Linked DNA regions of Homo sapiens: region 2 is linked to region 1. A link is an interaction called in ENCODE POLR2A ChIA-PET data of the cell type or tissue named here. Cell type or tissue: GM12878. All regions are shown on one strand. Each heading gives the region's core, and the rest is flanking DNA. Links, peaks and the distances in the headings are about the cores only.

Region 1 (4,389 bases), core at 226-4,225:
TATTCTCCAGGCCCGGGTTCTTGTCCTTACTCTGCCCTTCACCCTGTCAGCTTCCCCCTGACTTGATAGACTGGTTCTGCCTGTCCAGCTGCACTCTGTTCATCAAAATGAGTCCTTGGAGCATGTGAAAGTATTGTGTCCAAGGGCATAGAAGGTAGGAACCGCTGTGCCCCTGGGTCAGACTGGCCTGGGGTGGAGTCTATTCTCATCACATACTAGTGGTGCGCCCTTGTTTAAGGCATCTACCCTCTCTGAGCTTCAGGGTTTTTGTTGTATAAGAGATGTAGTGACGCCTCCCTTCAGACATTGTTGGGAGATGGAGTAAACTGAGGGCTAGAAGGCAGAGAGTAAGTGCCCCATAAGCAGAGCAGTTATACCTCCCTCTCTGAAGATATGTGTCTGCATGGCATGTGTACTGTGGTCACTTCCACAGTTGGTTATGAAATTGGAGCTAGTGTCTCAGGATGACACAGCAACCTTCTCAGAGTAGGAAGGATAGATTTATATGTACGTTATCCTAAGTGATGGTGACCATTATTAAAACCAGTAGGGACTTCTAGCTTGACTTCAGCCTATAGTTTCAAGCTTCTCTCCCACTAAATGCTTTAGCAGCCCTGTTACAAGTAGAAGAGCTCCTTTACTTTACTTTCATCTTCTGTTTTCCCAGTCTCCCCAGCACAGAAAGTACTGATGAGTAGTAAAATGACCAAAAGCTCCCTTGTCAAAGGAAAAAAGGTGCATTTATCATTGATAACATACCAGGCTCTTACCCAAGCTCAGATGATCTCAATCTTTATTACTCAGGATTCCTTATTTAATTTATTTTATTTTTCCAAGAAAGGGTCTCACTCTATCGCCCAGGCTGGAGTGCAGTGGTGCAATCACGGCTCACGGCAGCCTCCATCTCCCTGGGCTTAAATGATCCTTCTTGGGCTTCAGTGATCCACCCGCCTCAGCCCCCCAAATAGCTGAGACTACAGGTGTGCGCCACCACAGCTAGCTATTTGTGTGTGTGTGTGTGTGTGTGTGTGTGTGTGTGTGTGTATTTTTTGTAGAGACAGGGTTTCACCATGTTGCCCAGGCTGGTCTTGAACTCCTGGGCTCATGCAATCCACCTGCCTCATCCTCCCAAAGTGCTGAGATTACAGGTGTGAGCCACCGTGCCTGGCCAGGATTTCTTATTTTAAAGTATCATGTTTTAAATTACATGTGTAGCAAACTGAGAAACTTTTCCAAAAATTGTTTTTCCTGATTGTAAAAATAATTTATGCTCATTGAGGATAACCTGAAAAACGTAGGAAAAAAAAAATAGCCAAAAGTGGGCATAGAATCTAGGACAACAGAGGCTGGAGTCATGGTACTCCTTCTTAGAAATCAGAGACTGATACAATTGTTTCTCATATTTAAAGAGAATGGCTGCTTTTTGTTTTTTCTGGGTGCTCTTCACAGTGCTGCCACCGTCTTCTGTGCTTGCTGATTAGAGTCGTGATATACTCACCTGCAGACACTTTGTGTTTGCTATTTTCTTAGCAGGGAAGAAAACAGTTACAAAGCTGGCCATTGTGCTGGCTGCTCTAAATATACTGTCTTCTTTCATATTCACCATGACTCTGAAGGTGTGATTTAGCAGGTGAGGAAACTGAAGCACAGAGAAGTTAGGCTGCAAAGCTAATAAGCAGTCGTTGGGCTTCGTTCCAGATCTCTGTGACTGGAAAATGTGTGCCCTCCCCTGCTGGGGACTTGTGGCTGTGCTATGGAGGAGGGATGGCACATTGTGGCTGATCATGACACAGTGACCAGCTCCTCCTTCAGGTTCCAGAAGGGCTCCCAGGGGGCCTGTCTTTGAGGCAGTGGAAAAGGGGGAAGGTAGAGGAGACATGGCCCAGGAGGGAGCGCTTCAGTCTCCAGCAGGTACTCAGGTCAGTGCCAGTGAAGGGCGTGAGGGATGAGGAGCTGGCCACCTCAGATACCAGAGCCCAAAGAAAAAGCATCATTTCCAGCGGATCCGAGTTTCTATGTTGTTGTCTATTCTAGCCTACTAAACATGTAGTGGGTAGTTCTCTGAGATCATGTTCACTTCATCCATTTGTAGAGTTTTAGGACATTGTGAGGATTATTGAACAAGTGAAAGTTATATTTCGTTTTTAATTACTATTTAATTGAGCTTCAGATTTTTAAAGTTTGGTATTTTTTTTCTTTACTTTGATGTAAGATGGAATTACTGGGTTTCCATTTTAGCAAATTATGTAATTTGCGTGGGTGTCATTTAAGGGTCATTATACTATAGAATGCTGCAGGAAGTGGCTATTTAAAAAGCTGTATCCATTCTGTAGTCATGTTTGAGGTCAAAAGGATTTTGGAGTGCTTCTTTGCAGTGTTTTTCTTCTCTGGAACATCAGCTGTCTTTGAAGTCGGTGTGGAGACCAGCTCTCCTGGTAGGGCAGGAGACCATCCCACAGCGGAGAGTGTAGACTTCAAAAGGCCCGGAGAAGGGAGAAGAGAAGCATGCATGATCATGACGCTCATCTCACTGCAGGGATCAAAGCGTGTTTGCAATGTGTGCTTCATCTCTTCTTTTGCTAAAGTTAAAGCACATGATTCTATGAATTAGATTTTTTTTTTTTGAGACAGAGTCTTGCTCTGTCACCCAGGCTGGAGTGCAGTGGTGCGATCTCGGCTCACTGCAAGCTCCGCCTCCCGGATTCACGCCGTTCTCCTGCCTCAGCCTCCCGAATAGCTGGGACTACAGGCGCCCGCCACCACGCCCGGCTAATTTTTTGTATTTTTTAGTAGAGACAGGGTTTCACCGTGTTAGCCAGAATGGTCTTGATCTCCTGACCTCGTGATCCGCCCGCCTCGGCCTCCCAAAGTGCTGGGATTACAGACATGAGCCACTGTGCCCGGTCTCTATGAATTAGATTTTTAAACAAAATTTATTTCATGTGGCTGAAAAGAAGATGCGTTTGGCTTTATTCATCTGCCAAAATTTAGGTTAATACGGTAATGATTCTTCAGATGCCTTTAAAAACCCTTAACATTTTCATTTGTTTTGGGGCAGTTTTTGCATATTATTAGATTGCAGAAAAATTGAAACAAAACAAAGGTAGGTTCTAGCACTGAAAATCTGCAGATGAAACGACAGTAAATAATGACTACTTAGCAGAGCAAGGAGTAATCACTAATTCTAAGTGAAATATTAAGGACTGTAAGTGGCCAGGCAGGTGGCCAGTGAGCTAAGCAGAAGTCCTGCAAGCTGAATTCTATGAGAATTTCCTCAGAAACCTTGCTGTCCTCTAGGATGATGTGGACTGCTGCCTATGGCTGCAGCTGTTGTGCTGTGTGACACTGTGATTTTGAATAGGTAGAACAGCGAAAAGAGGGGCATAAGTAAGGGATATTTAGGTTATAAACAGTCTGACTGGGTAGAGGAGGGTTTGCATGGGAAGAAAGGGTTAGGACAGTTTGGTCAGGTGGTAGAAGAATTTGGAAGCTAGGCTGAGGAATTTGGATTTACCCTGTGAGCCAGTGGGAGCCATGGAAGGTCCTGGAGCAGAGAAGTAGCGTGGTGGTAGATTCCAGCCAGGTCACTTGTTTTCAGCATTCTTTTCAGGCCTTCCTATGAAGAGAAAGTGCCAGGGGAGAAGTGAGTTTCGGAGTGAACCCAGAGGGGTGGTGTGGCTGATGGGCACTGGAGACAAACAGGCCTGCCTCCTCTCCCAGATCCACCACTTTCTAGTCAAGGCATCTATCCTTCAGAGACTCATTTCCTCCAGCAGAGGGAAATAGTTCTTTCTTGCTCCTTTAAACGGCATTGGCAGATAGTGTGAGTGGTGCCTATGGGAGCCACCACTACAGAGCCCAGTGTGAGGGATTTCTAGAGGCTCAGGTTAGATACCAACCGTACCCCCAAAAAGACAGACGAGCTGAGTCCTTAAGAGGAGGTGGGGAGATATGGGTGAGAGTAGAGGAGATTATGAGGTTTGGTTGGTGGTTGCGTCATCTGTTTCCTTCCACTCATGCAAGGTTTTTTATTTTTGTGGTGTGGAGCTGCTTCCTAGTTTTTTTTTTTTTTTTGAGACTGAGTCTCTCACTCTGTCACAGGCTGGAGTGCAGTGGCCTGATCTCAGCTCACTGCAACCTCCACCTCCTAGGTTCAAGCGATTCTCCTGCCTCAGCCTCCTGAGTAGCTGGGATTACAGGCGCCCACCATCGTGCCTGGCTAATTTTTTTGTATCTTCAGTAGAGATGGGGGTTTCATCATGTTGGCCAGGTTGGTCTCGAACTCCTGACCTTGTGAATCGCCCACCTCGGCCTCCCAAAGTGCTGGGATTACAAGCATGAGCCACCGCGCCTGGCCCGATTTCTTTAAGAGGTTTAGAACAATGGTTC
Region 2 (4,389 bases), core at 180-4,179, 120 kb before region 1:
CCAGAATAGAGATGAGTTGAGAAGGCTGCATCTGGTCTACCATATGCTGAGATACGATTTGGATTTTTTTTTTTTTTTTTTGAGATGGAGTCTTGCTCTGTCGCCAGGCTGGAGTGCAGTGGCATGATCTTGGCTCACTGCAACCTCTGACTCCCTGGTTCAAGGGATTCTCCCACCTCAGCCTCCAGAGTAGCTGGGATTTTAGGCACATGCCACCACGTCTAGCTAATTTTTTGTATTTTTAGTAGAGACAGGGTTTTACCATGTTGGCCAGGATGGTCTCGATATCCTGACCTCATGATCCGCCCACCTCAGCCTCCCAAAGTGCTGGGATTACAGGCATGAGCCACTGTGTCCAGCCTCCAATTTGGATTTTAAAAGCTTAAAGGTGGGATGGTGAAATTTCACCATAATGTTTTTGGCGTATTCCAAATTATTGAAGCAGTTTTGAATCTCAATTTTCTTCCTAGCTTTGTTTAATTTAAAATTTAATGAGAAGTCTGAATTTGTGTTCATCTCAATTAAAAAAAAATTTCAAGGAGAGAGAACTACAGCATTTTATTAGAAAATTGCTTCCAGGCAGGACATGGTGGCTCAGGGCTGTAATCCCAGTACTTTGGGAAGCTGAGGGAGGAGGATGGCTTGAGGCCAGCAGCTCAAGACCAGCCTGGGCAACATAATGAGATGAAAGAAAGAGAGAAAGAGAGAGAAAGAGAGGAAGGAAGGAAGGAAGGAAGGAAGGAAGGAAGGAAGGAAGGAAGGAAGGAAAAAAAATTGCTTTCAGTCTCATTTTGTCAGATTAAACAAAATTGGGCCACTGTTGTTTAACCTTCTATGACTTCACCAAACTGATATTTCGAAGTCTAAATTACTTCATCTTCTCCATAAACAGATTATAAAATGCTTTGTCCAAAGCCTACTACAGTCAAGATTCTGTATGCAATTTCCTGCAACAGTCTCCAGGTCTATTTATGCTAGTAACTGTGAAATATTATTCCTTTGGTGTGATCATTCACAGGGAACCCAAATGAGCTCTTGTACTTAACCTCTTTTGTTTTAGTTTAATAATCAGGTGCAGAACTTTGCTAAAAATCAACACCATACCTCTTGGTCTCGAGATCTGTTTATCAGTCTTTCTCCTTTATTTGAAATGGGACTCTCACTCGTTAAAATCTTCTAGCATAATTTATCAAAGATCACTGAATATGTTTCTTAAGATCAGATCTAAATATCCTTTTAGTATCTTGGGCAGTAATTTCTCTTGATCTGGTAATTTGAACTAATTTAAATTTTTGTGTGCTCTTTCTCCATCTTTTCTTCCTATCCTGAGCTCAGTTTCCCTCTTTGTGATATTTTCACCTGATCAAATCTTTTTCCATGATCAAGATGATGTAATATAGGAAACCGGTAGTTTGGCTTTCCCTCTGCCATCTGTTAACATTCCATATGCTCCGTTCCTTTTGCATTCATCATTTTTATCCTAATTTGGTTTTACATTAACCTTTTCCTGTCTTTAGCAGTGGAGTCCCAATCATTCTGGGTGTTAGTATCCCTCACCTCTTATTAAAGGTCCAGGTTAATCTTTTGGAAAATTTCCATCACCTTCTGTCTTAGTCCATTTTATGTTGCTATAAAGGAATACCTGAGATTGAGTAATTATTAAGAAATAAGGTTAGGCTGGGCACGGTGGCTCACGTCTGTAATCCCAACACTTTGGGAGTCTGAGGCAGGAGGATCACCTGCGGTCAGAAGTTCGAGACCAGCCTGGCCAACATGGTAAAACCCTGTCTCTACTAAAAACACAAAAATTAGCTGGGTGTGGTGGCATGTGCCTGTAATCCCAGCTACTCGGGAGGCTGAGACAGGAGCATTGCTTGAACCCAGGAGGCATAGGTTGCATTGAGCCAAGATTGTGCCACTGCACTCCAGCCTGGGCAACAGAGCAAGATGCTGTCAAAAAGAAAGAAGGAAAGAAAGAGAGAGAGAGAAAGAAAGAGAGAGAGAGAGAAAGAAAGAAAGAAAGAAAGAGAAAGAAAGAAAGAAAGAAAGAAAGAAAGAAAGAAAGAAAGAAAGAAAGAAAAAGAAAAGAAAGAAAGAGGGAAAGAAAGAAATGTAGGTTTATTTGGCTCATAATTCTGCTGGCTGGAAGGATCAAGACTGGCCATGTGATGAGGGCCTCAGTATGCTTCCTCTCATAGTGGACATAGAAGCAGAGCATGCAAGTGTAGAGATCACACGGTAGAAGAGGAAGCAAGAGAGAGTAGGGAGTTGCCAGGCTCTTTTTATATACCAACCAGCTCTCACGGGAAATAATAGCTTACTCACTACCCCATCCTGTCAAAGGGCATTCATCTATTCATGAGGGATCTGTCCCCATGCCCCAAGCACCTTCCATTAGGCTCCACTTCCAACAATGGAGATCAAATTTCTACATGAGATTTGGTGAGGTTCAACAAACCATATTCAAACTACAGCATCTTCCCACTTCTTTTCAGGTGCTTGGCAAGCCTGAGCTTATCAGAGTGCTGCAGGTGCAGTGACACTGATCTCTCAAAGTCCTCCCTTTCCTTCCCATCCAGGACACTCTCTGGCCTAGTGCTATGCTCAACTGGCATTTTCAGTGAATGAATCAATATAGTAGGAATTACAGTCTTAGAACTTCCTGATTAGTGAGTCCTTTCTATGATTATATACTACATATGACATGTGTTGACATATGTTGACTTGTTGTCTTGTGATATGTTCTTATTACTTAACTCTTGCACTGATGTTCTTTTTTTCAGGTGTATATAATTTAGACTGTTCTCCTTAAAGGAAGGGGTAAAATTGTATCTACCATAGCTTGGGTCCTATGCATAAGTAAATGCTTGTAAACATTTAATTCACAAATAAATGAATAAGCAATATTTTAAGGCATTTGGAAAGAAATATTTTTAGCCTAAAAAAGTTATTACTTCATAAAATGCTCAGTACAAGCTTTTTAAGGTGAGATTTTGTTGTATTCTTCTTATTTAATTCCATTACTTGTCATGGCAGCAGGTGGCTGAATGGTTAGAATATAGATTTTGTGCTCAGACATACAAAACTTTGTTTGAATTCTGGCAGTATCGTTGACTAGCTGTGTGACCTTGGTGATATGGTTTGGATGCTTGTCCCCTCCAAATCTCATGTTGAAACGTGATTCCCAGTATGGGGGTGGGCCTAATGGGGGTGTTTGGGTCATGAAGGCAGGTCCCTCATGAATAGATTAATGCCCTTTGGTAGGTAGGGGTGGTGGGTGAGTTCTCATTCTATTATTTCCCAGAAGAGCTGGTTGTTACTAAGAGTCTGGCAGGTGACTGGATCACAGGAGCAGACGCCTCATGAACGGCTTAGCATCATCCCCTTGGTGATGAGTGAGTTCTCAGTCTGGCAGTTCACATGTGATCTGATTGTTTAAAAGAGCGTGGCACCTCCTTTCTTACTCTCTTTTGCCCTCACTGTCTCTTGCTCCTGCTCCCTCTTGCTCCCACTGTCTTGCCTGGTGACACACTGGCTCCCCTTTACCTTCCACTGTGATTGTAAGCTTCCTGAGGCCCTCATGAGAGGCAGATGCTGGCACTATGTACAGCCTGCAGAACTGTGAGCCAATTAAACCTCTTTCCTTAATAAATTACCCAGTCTTGGTTATTTCTTTACAGCAATGCAAAAACAGACTAAGAGGCCAACATGGGGAAATCTTGTCTCTACTAAAAATACAAAAATTAGCTGGGTGTGGTGGCAAATGCCTGTAATCCCAGCTACTCAGGAGGCTGAGGCAGGAGAATTGCTTGAACCTGGGGAAGTGGAAGTTGCAGTAAGCCGTGATCGTGCCGCTGCACTCCAGCCTGGGCGACAGAGTGAGTGAGACTCTCTCAAAACACACACACACACAGACTAAGATATTTGGATAGGTGATTTAACACATTTGGGTAGATTTGAGGCTCAGAAACTCTCTGAGCCTCAAAATGTTCCTCATTTGTAAAATAGGGCTAATAACAGAGTGGTTGGGAGGAATCCATGAGATAATGCTTGTAAAGCACTGAGCACAAGGTGAGGAACACAGGAAAAGCTCAACACATGGTAGCTAATTAACATTTGCCTGTTCTGTGCTACTCATCATGCTTTTCCCTGGGGAGATGGAAGTGGAAAAGGAATTCACAACTCCGTGGAGTTGAGAGTTGCCTAAATAAATAAACATATCGTCATGTATAATGTGCTACAGGGGTGTGGACGATGGAAAAATTAATTTTGCCTGGATAGTCAGGTAAGGCTGCTGGGAGGCAGTGATACTGGAGTTCCAGATTGGGCAGAGGCCTCAGGGATTGGCTCAGAGTTGTCACACAGCAAATGCTTGGGGAATAGATGGTA

The links. Peaks named below come from ENCODE experiments on the same cell type or tissue, not always from the same donor. Only the 100,000 strongest peaks of a DNase experiment are listed, where the experiment ranks them.
Region 2: POLR2A ChIA-PET joins it to region 1 with 10 read pairs; 2 of 35 experiments call an interaction of 5 or more read pairs at or near these places.

The regions. Positions count from the first base shown.
Region 1 is chr3:58,350,391-58,354,779 of GRCh38, forward strand. The region is part of intron 1 of PXK (PX domain containing serine/threonine kinase like); the gene reads left to right. It overlaps LOC105377106 (a long non-coding RNA gene), which reads right to left and starts at 3,953. Exons shown (of 3, transcript XR_940876.3): 1 at 3,905-3,953; 2 at 3,515-3,616; 3 at 2,137-2,579. In GM12878, for the core only: no CTCF peak of the experiment used is centred there; no DNase peak of the experiment used is centred there; H3K4me3 peaks cover 584 bases; H3K27ac peaks cover 2,281 bases.
Region 2 is chr3:58,230,452-58,234,840 of GRCh38, forward strand. No RefSeq gene overlaps it. Among named protein-coding and RNA genes, the nearest start is that of ABHD6, 5.1 kb to the right of the region's middle. In GM12878, for the core only: no CTCF peak of the experiment used is centred there; a DNase peak (open chromatin) is centred at 2,280.